2 separate regions of the Mus musculus genome follow, and region 1 is linked to region 2. A link is a contact called in ENCODE Hi-C or POLR2A ChIA-PET data. All regions are on one chromosome and are shown on one strand. Each heading gives the region's core, a stretch centred on a gene start or an enhancer-like site at or near the end of the contact. The rest is flanking DNA. Distances are from core to core; before and after follow the strand shown.

Region 1 (4,736 bases), core at 1,358-3,857, 49 kb after region 2:
CCCAGGTTGGCTGGAACTGGCCATTCCACTGCCTCACAGTCCTGCCAGATGCACACTCATGGACACATTCACACAGACACACCCACAAATATATATTCAAAGACATATGCACACTCAGAGACTCCAGACAGCACCCACCCCCAAGTTACACAGACACACGGCCGCACCCACAGGCCTGCCGCAGAAGCCTAGAAAGCAACGTGGCTGCAGTTTTACAGGGTTTCCCCCTCTCCATCTGGGACATTTTCCTGCGCCCAGTCGTGCCTGGGAGCCTGCCTGTGACCTCCATTCCTGTGGCTGGGACCACGCCTCTGGCATCAGGAAGCAGCTGGTTCAGCTTCCAGCTTTGGAAAGCAAACGTGGATGCTAACGCCCCTGAGAGGAGGGAGCTGTCACGGGGCTGCGGGGCAGTGCTCTGCTTTTGGGTCAGTCTTCCTGAGGCTCAAATGCTGCCTCTTTTACAGTGCTCACAGGCGCTGAGGTGCAAGCCCTGGGGAAGGAGGAAGTGGAGGGGTCCATTATTTCTGTGCTATCCCAAAGGTCCGTGGTGGCTTGGGTGTCCTGGTCTGAGCACACGGGAGATGTTCAGCACACTGCTGAGGACTGGGTTTGTGGAGCAGTTACTACTGATGCCACTTGCAAACACGGACCTGAGGGTCCCGGAGGGCAGTTTGGTCCAGGTGGAATGGCAGCTGAGTGACACAGGCTTCCTGCCTAGAACCCTGGAGGTCCTCTACAGTCATCACCATGCTTAGTCGTCCCAGTCTCAGTTTCTTCATCTCCACAGTGGGTTGCTGGTATAACAATGGGGAGGGGGCAAGGGAGCCGCAGACAGCTGTTTAAGATGAGGAGCCCTTCTCCAGCACCAGCCTGGGTTCTGCGCTTTGCCTTGTTTTAATAAGAGAGATGGGGGGGGGGGGGGGCTCTGACCTGCTAGCTTTGAAATTCTTGTTGGTTGGCCTGGAACTCACCAGGCTGGCTGGCCTGAAATTCAGGGTGATCCTCCGGTCTCAACTTCCCAAATGCTGGGTCTCACATGTACCCCTCGACGCTGGGCTTCTGCTCTGAGTCCTCACTTCATTCCCTCAGTGAGGGCTGGAGTTGGGCAGCTCAGGGAAAGAGGACAGAGAGAATCTTTTGAGGTGACAGGTTGGGGACCTCCTAGGGGTGGCTCTCACTTTCTGACTGATTTTTGGGGTTAGCCTCAGTCACTTGGCTCCGATCCTCATTCCTCTGAGTTCCCCAGCTCCAGTCCTCTCTGGGACCCTCCTGAGCCTGGCCAGGGGCATCCTTGAGTGGAGTGTGCTGGTGAGCCCTCACCCTGGGGTCTCTTTGTCTACATGGTGGGGATGAGGACCCACAAGTGTCAGGAAGCCACTCACAGGGACTGTGGGATGGACGACAGATCTGCCAACAGTGGCCCATGGGGCTTCTGATGTCACAAACTCAGGGATGGGCCTGTCCCATAAAGTCCCTACAAAAGCTATGCAGAAGTGCCATCTTGGGGATCCCTGGTGTGGATTAGCTGTGTTCCCCCACCTCCAAATGCAATCTAAGTGCTGACCTCTGCTCTCTGAATGTGTCTTTCCTTACCAGACAGTTTCTGCTGGTGGGATCTGGTTTAGATGATGTCATTGCAGGCTCTGGTAGGTAGGTCCAGTGCCTGCTGCTCTTTAAGGGGGACATTTGGACACACAGGGAATGGCAGAGGCAGCGGTTAGAATTTGCTGCTACAGGCTGGTGAGAGCCGGGAGTCATGCGTGGGTCTCAGTCTCCCTGGGAACCCCAAGGAGGATGCAGCCCTGCTCTGCCCTTGGCCTTTGGGCTCAGCCTCCAGGACTAGGAGAGAACAGATGCTGTTGTTCGAAGTTTCCGTGCTGGTGGTCCTGACCCCAGCAGTCCCGGGCAAATGCATAAACATGCCAGAGATGAAGAAACTGAAGCACAGAGAGGCGAAACCCTCAGCCCAAAACACACAGCAAGCTGGTACTGTAGTCAGACAGACTCTGGGGCTGTTTGGCAGCCAAGCTCATTCCCCTGGCCAGGGGCTGGTGGACTGGCCACCTTGTTTTGTGGTCATTTGTACCCAGGCTCCACACCATGGTCTGTCTGTCCCCAAGGACAACTGCCAAAGTGCACACTTGAGATAGACACATGGGGCCAGCAGGAGACCCCATGACACGCTTCTCAGAACACAAGCAGGAGAAAGGAGTGCAACATTCATGTCTGAGGTCACCAGACCCTGAGGGTCCACAGTGTCCCCATGACAGTGTCCCCATGACACCATAAGACAGAATACGTTTGGTACCTAGAGCTCTGGACAAGGTTTCCTGAAGTTTCAGTCTCAACCATCACCGGCTTTGGAACTTGAGAAACTTCCTTAGTTTCCCCATCTGAAGAATGGGTATAGGCTCCCAGGGCCCAGGATGTAGGGAGGGAACATCTTGGTGCACTGCAGAGACAAAGGACCCTTGTCTCTGCAACTTTCTCACCCACACAGGCTTCGGGGTGACGCAGGGGAGGTGATCTGGGGACAGATTTCACCGTGGCTAAGGGGAGGGGAGAGAGGCAAGCAACTTCACCCTAGCCTTTCATTCCCTCGGGAAACAGGAAGTCCACTCTGCCCAGGCGCTGCCCTGACTCCAGGAAGCCAGATGACCCCTTCCTCTCCTGTCTCCCTCCCAGCTGGGGAAGGAATTCTCTGTACTGTCAACAGCCCTGCCCAGCTTCTGAATATGATTCTCTGAGCTGGGGAGGTGGGGCAAGGCACTGCCCAGACACCCCCCTCATTCTATTGGATGGTTTGCTGAGGCCCAGAGAGGGGAAGGCACGTGCTTCAGGCCACAACAGCACACACAGCACACAGGGCCGGTGGGTAGCACTTGGGAGTTAGGAGTTCTCGAGCTTAGCAGGACCGATGTCACAGAAGGGCAGTGTGCCACCTCCTTCATGGTAAGCCCCTCCAGGCCAGCCCCCTCCCCTGAGGGCCTCCAACTGTCAGGTTCCACCCACACAATACTCTAGCTACCCTAAGGCCAGACCCAGGCCATGTCTCAGCCACCCAGAATGGCTTGCACTGCTCCAGTCCCGCCCACCCCCATGACTGACAGCTGGCTGCCTTCCAGTCTCCTCCACAATGTTAGCCACACAAGCCAGGCTGCTTTGCAGTGGCAAGACCCTCCTTGTGCCTGGCTTCTGGGGAAGATGTGGCATGGGTCTGAGCTCTTTGCTTGTTCATCTCTTCCTGCTCCAATGCAGACAAAAGGCTGAGACCTTGGCAGCCATTCTGGGATAGTGAGGCTCTGAAGATCAAGGTGCCTGTGGAGGGTGTCTGAGGTATGAAGTGCCTCAGTGCCCTGGGGGATACCTCTTCCCTCCTGTTCTTTGTTTTTTTGTTTTGTTTTGGTTTTGTTGCTGTGGCTTCCTTCTCCTCCCCTTCCTCTTCCTCCTTCCTTCCTTCCTTCCTTCCTTCCTTCCTTCCTTCCTTCCTTCCTTCCTTCCTCTTTTTTCTTCTTCCAAGACAGGCTCTCACATAGCCCAGGCTGACCCTGACATTTCTATGTAGCCCAGGCTGGCCTTTTAACTCCAGATACTCCTGTCTCATTTCCCGAAGTGCTAAGATGAGAGCTGTGAACCACTCCACGAGGAAAACTGACGTTTAAAGCAGACAGTACTGCGGCTCAGAGATATATAGGATGACTAACTAAAGTCAAGATCACCAGAGTGAGCTGAGAACGTTTGTGGGGAAAGCCCCAGCAGAAAAGGGTACCCAGCAGCAGCCGACCCCAGTGTAGGCAGAGTGTGCCCTGGGTGCAACTGGAGATGGATCCATGGGACAGCAATGGAGTACCCAGAGTGAGGGTCCTGTCACTGTTCTGAGTCCTTGACTGTGTACTGGCATGGGATAGCAACAGGAAGACAGGACCCAAGTGCTGTCTGACAAGTGTCTGTCTGGCAAGTGCTGAGGCCAAAGGTGCTCCACAGAAAGCCAAGGTGCTCCACAGAAACCCCAAGATGCTCCAGGGAGAGCCAAGGTGCTCTACTGAAATCCCAAGGTGCTCCAGGGAAAGCCAAGGTGCTCCCCTGAAATCCCAAGGTGCTCCAGGGAGAGCCAAGGTGCTCCACTGAAATCCCAAGATGCTCTACGGAAAGCCCAGTGCCTGCTTGCAAGTTGGGGAAGAAGCATCCTGGGCAGCGTATTCTATTGCACATATGACCTTGCCCTGGCTGCTGTGTGATCTGAACCAGCTCCTGCCCTCTCTGGGCCTTGGCAGTGGTGTGGGGGAGGTGCTGTGCTCTCCTACGAAGAACCTGGTGTAGCAGTGGGAAGATTTATTTTTCTGTGTTTCTAAGTCTCTTTTATGTGCCTCTTCTTTCAGCCAGAGGTGCCAGGGTCTCAGGGAGGACCAGAATTTGGGATCTGAGGACAAAGGGGAAGGCTTGATGTTGGCTTCTGAGTGAATCTGCAGCTGCAGTTGTTAGCCCACTGACAATGGCCCAGAGAGCAGGCAGGGGAGGGGCTTCTAAAGCTAGGCACACTCTTTAGACACCAAGAGCCAGATCACAGGACTGTGTGCAGGAGGAAGAGAGCAGGGAGAGGACACAGAGGCCATCATCCTGGGAGTGAGAGGGACAGGGAGACACTCAGGGATCCTGGGGTCCCGGGTGGGAAGGGCCTGGGTCAGCCTCTGCTTCTCATGAGGGGAAAGGGGAGACAGGCCTTGCTGGCCCCTGGG
Region 2 (4,445 bases), core at 1,315-3,814:
AGCGTGTGTCATCTTAACAGCTGCCCAGTTCTTCAGCTCTGAAAAATGGGTTGGTGTCCTGTCAGAGAGAAGGGTGGAGGACAGGCGGCCTGGCTAGAGCCCTGCAGTTGTCCACTGAAAATCTGGACTTTCCCAGTTCCAGGAAAGACAGAAGGACTGGGGTGGGCGTGGTCGGGACTGTTTCTGCCTTTGGAGTCAAGAAGTCTTTGCCCGGTGACCTGCGGCTGGATGAAGGCAGTTTCTGGAGTCTGTTTGGATGAGGGTAGCACAGGGAAGGAGACATTCGTGTTCTGGGGATGTGATAAGGACACACACGGTGGTATAGGCAGGGTGACCTGTGATGTTCCAGGGACTAAATGTGCATCTCAACCCAGTCTGTGACTATACCTATAACAAGCAGCAGGTGGCGCTCCTAGCCCAAGATTCCCCACAAGGCTTCCTGCCGGGATCTCAGTAAAGGGGGTTTGCAGAATGAGGAAGGCAAGGCTGGGCCATGCTCCCTGGCAACCTGGTAGGCTCCTTTGAGCAACACTGTCAGCCTTGCTTGCCTCCCAGCATGGGCAGCTCAGTACTTTGCCCATCAGTCAGATCCAGCTGCCCCAAGGTTTTCTTTGCACCAAGTTGACATGCCACTCCTTGGGTCTCCTTCTTGATTCCAGCTAAACCTTTTTGTTTGTTTGTTTGTTTGTTTGTTTTTTTTTTTTTTTTTCAAGACGGGTTTCTCGGTATATCCCTAGCTGTCCTGAAATTCACTTTGTACACCAGACTGGCCTTGAACTCAGAAATCTGCCTGCCTCTGCCTCCCAAGTGGTGGGATTAAAGGCGTGCACCACCACCGCCCGGCCCAGCTAAACCTTTGAGAGCACCTCAGAACCAGTCCCAACCACATTGATTGAACTCCCAGTACACGAAAAGGAAGAGCTCACAAAAGCTTCCCAGCCTGTCCCCTGACCTGGTACACACAAGGCATTCAATATGTTTGTTGAATGAATAAGTGAAGCCCATATGGTCTTCATTTCCATCAGACATTGGGGAATAGGCTCAGAGAGGTGAAGTTGTACAAACAAGTACCAGAGCCCATGGTTGTCAGAACCAGGATTTGAACCCAAGCACTTGCTTAACCCAAAGCTAGAGTCCCTCAGCTCCTGGCTATGCTAGTGATAAAGCCAGTTCCTGATTCCTAGGCAGGTCAATCTTTTCATGTTGTATTCTTCAAGGCATCTTAGCTTCAAATGCCAAAACGCATCGAATGGGATTGATTTAAAAGACTCTTTGTGAGGGCCTGGGGATGTAGCTCAGTTGGTGGAGCACATGCCCTTCTGCACAAAGCTCTGGGTTCGGTTCTTAGCACAGCACAAATTGGATGTGATGGAGGTAGTAGGAATAGATGTTCAAGGTCATACTCAGCTACATCACAAGTTCAAGGTCAGCCTGAAAGTCCATCTTCCTTAAAAAAAAAGTGTCAACATTTATTTTTATCATTTTTAAAGGATTTATTTTTATTATTCGTGTGTATGTGTGCACACGCGGGCATGCGTGTCACACCTCTGCACATTAATGCAGGTGTCCTTGGAGGCTAAAGGTATTAGATCCTCTGAAGCTGGAGTCACAGGGCGTTGTGTCTAGCCTGGTGTGGGTACCGGGAACTAGTCACTTACATCTTTAAGTAGTATGCTGTATCTCTCACCAGCTCTCCCTCCCCTCTTATATTTGAAAATACAGAGACTCAGTATGTAGCCCAGGCTTTGAGATCCCTCTGCCTCAGCCTCCTAAGTCATGAGTACTGGGGTTACAGGCAGCTACTACTCAGGCTTGGCTCGTTCTCAGCGATCTGTAAGCCACAGAGTGGACGCCCCCCCCCCCCCAGGATGTCTACCGAGGTTAGCTAGGCAAGCCTTGCATACCTGTGATGCCCCAGCCTCTCACTCCCTCTGGGGAACCCATCTCACACTCTGCCTTATATGGTGCGGAGCTTCATGCTCTGGGTTTCTTTCCAAGGACACATGGCCATCAAATGGATAGTGCCGATTGCAGGGACATCAAAGGGTGTCCTGCTCAGCTCACATGCCAACTAACCAACGCCTACCCTTACCAGCCTCCCCGGAGACCCCTTAGTGCAACTGAGCCCCTGTGAATGGGAAACTGGAGACTTCACCAGCGTGTGAGCAGCAGACGCGTGCTGGTGTTCGCCATGCGTGCCTGTAGCTGACCCAAGCCCCTGCTTCCTGAACTCAGGGTGGCTAGGGGCCTGTGTCTCTCAGACAAACAGGCCAAGGAGAAGCTCAGGAGGACCAGGGGGAACCCCGAGTCGGGGTCCTCTGACACCACCCTACTGGGAGCAGAGAGACCCGGGGTGCTGTCTGGAAGAGCAGGTTCTCCCGCGGCTCGCACACGGCGTGCTTCGCGGATCCACAGTAGGGGGGCAGACGTCAACGCCCCTCGCCCCCCCCCCCCTGCGCGGGGGGAAACTGAGGCCGGGGGCGGTGTCGCGTGCCGGTGTCGCCGCGGCCCCGCCCTCCTGCTCGCCCCGCCTGCGCGGGGGGCGGCGGCGGTGGCGGCGGCGGCGGCGACGCTTCCTGCGGGCGCGGCCGCTGTGGGCGCGGAGCCGCGAGCGAGCGAACGAACGAGCGAGGCGGAGCCGGCGGCCGAGGAGCCGAGCGCAGGTCCCGCGCAGCCCGCGCCGCGAACAAAGGCCGCCATGAAGCCCGGGCCGCCGCGCCGCGGGACCGCACAGGGGCAGCGCGTGGACACCGCCACCCATGCGCCCGGGGCCCGCGGGCTGTTGCTGCCACCGCTGCTGCTGCTGCTGCTGGCCGGCCGCGCCGCGGGGGTGAGTGATGGGCCCCAAGAGGGTCCCCAGCGTGTACCCCGCGTGTCTTTGCGTGTCCCCTCGTCGCGCGTGCCGCGCTGGGTGTGTCCCGGTCTCATGGGGTCCCCTCCCCGCCGGGAAGCGTGTGCGTCCGGTATCCGCTGGGGTCGCCTTCTCCCCACCCCCACTCCATCCCAAGCTGCCTGCAGGGCCTTGGGGGCATTGGAGGAGGAGGGGGTGGGTCGATGAAGGTGACCCGCGAGGGTGAATGAGGGTGACCCTGTGTGTGTGTGTCTGCTTCTAAGAAGGGTGCGTGGGCACCTGTGGGTGTGGGCACGGGAGAGGCTCTGTCCATATGGCTGGATGGCATCCGCATCCCGCTCCACACTAGGGTGACCCATTCTGCACGCTGTGTTCCACCATGGCCAAGGCTGTGTGACTGTGGGTGAGGGGGTGTGTGCTTTGACCCATGGACCTGTGTGAAAGCACACGTATGTGTGTGCAGGTGTGTAGCGATGGTGGACCTGGCTCAGCTCCCACCCCAGAAGACATGGGTGTGTGTGCCATCAGAGGTGGGTACCAGGTGACCCCTGACTGTCCCTTTGAGAAACCGAAGTAGCTAAGGGATTGAACTTGGTTCTGGTTTCACTAGCAGAACGGGAGGAAGAGGGTCGGTCCTGCAGGTGGATGAGCCGGGTCCCTGCTCTGAGGAACCCAGCTCCCAAGTGAGTTCTGAGTTGACAGGTGTCTAAATGTGGGCTGAGTGAGCTGGGGAGTTCTAGGTCCTACCCCCATGTGGCTGACTCCAGGAGCAATGGCTGTCCCTACCCACTCAGATGACCACCAGAGCCCAGGCTGGCCGGCACGCCCCTTCTCTCCTAAGCAAGGTGGCCAGATTGTAGGGAGGCAGGCAAGACTCTGAGCTGCCCTGACAACTGTTAGCTTTGGGGAGGGGACCCCAAGATAGTACCTGGTGGTCGGTTCATGCCTTGCCCTTTTTTTCTTTTCTTTTCTTTTCTTTTCTTTTCTTTTCTTTTCTTCTTCTTCTCTCTCTCTCTCTTCTTCTTCTTCTTCTTCTTCTTCTTCTTCTTCTTCTTCTTCTTCTTCTTCTTCTTCTTCTCCTTCTTCTTCTTCTTCTTCTTCTTCTTCTTCTTCTTCTTCTTCTTCTTCTTCTTCTTCTTCTTCTTCTTCTTCTTCTTCTTCTTCTTCTTCTTCTTTTTCCTTTTTTTCCTGATGGGGTGAGGGGAGAGGTTCCTGAGCAAAAGGCAGCACTACCCACACTGGCAGTGGGAACTGCTTTTCAGCAGCATTATAGAAAATTACCCTTGACATCAAAGATCTGGTTTCAAAGTCCAGTGAAGACCACCACCCAATCACAGTGAGGTCTTGAGCCAGCCTGGCCACTCCTCTGAGTCCCAGCTTTCCTCTCTGCAAAGACGGACTAAGGGTGCCCTCCGGGGAGGCAGAGTGGACACAGAGGCACCTTTGAAGGCATTTTGGTGTTGAGTACAAAGGGCTCAGGACAAATGGCTTCACTGGAGCTACTGTCCCTAGGAAGGAATAATACACATTCTACCCGTAGTGAAAGGATTCAGGGAGATTTTTGAGGACTCAGCACATAGTAGGGCTTCAACCA

What was found. Hi-C counts contacts between places; a loop is a spot of excess contacts on that map. ChIA-PET counts read pairs that join two places held with the same protein, here RNA polymerase II (POLR2A).
Region 1: a loop to region 2 is called in a map of heart, with 2.9 times the contacts of the local background. The contact joins the enhancer-like site here to the promoter of Sdc3 in region 2. A Hi-C loop is called at or near these places in 9 of 37 maps with a recorded cell type or tissue (Patski, adrenal gland, gastrocnemius and 2 more). POLR2A ChIA-PET finds 5 or more read pairs at or near these places in 3 of 5 experiments (Patski and embryonic stem cell).

What each region holds. Positions count from the first base shown.
Region 1 is chr4:130,838,569-130,843,304 of GRCm38, forward strand. No RefSeq gene overlaps it. Among named protein-coding and RNA genes, the nearest start is that of Gm42316, 5.2 kb to the left of the region's middle. Within about 2 kb of position 2,608, at least 1 of the 3 ENCODE cell types and tissues checked has a DNase peak (open chromatin) inside an H3K27ac peak, as active enhancers do; it is heart, where a contact is called at or near this core.
Region 2 is chr4:130,789,973-130,794,417 of GRCm38, forward strand. Sdc3 (syndecan 3) reads left to right here and starts at 2,565. Exons shown (of 5, transcript NM_011520.3): 1 at 2,565-2,830. The coding sequence starts at 2,699.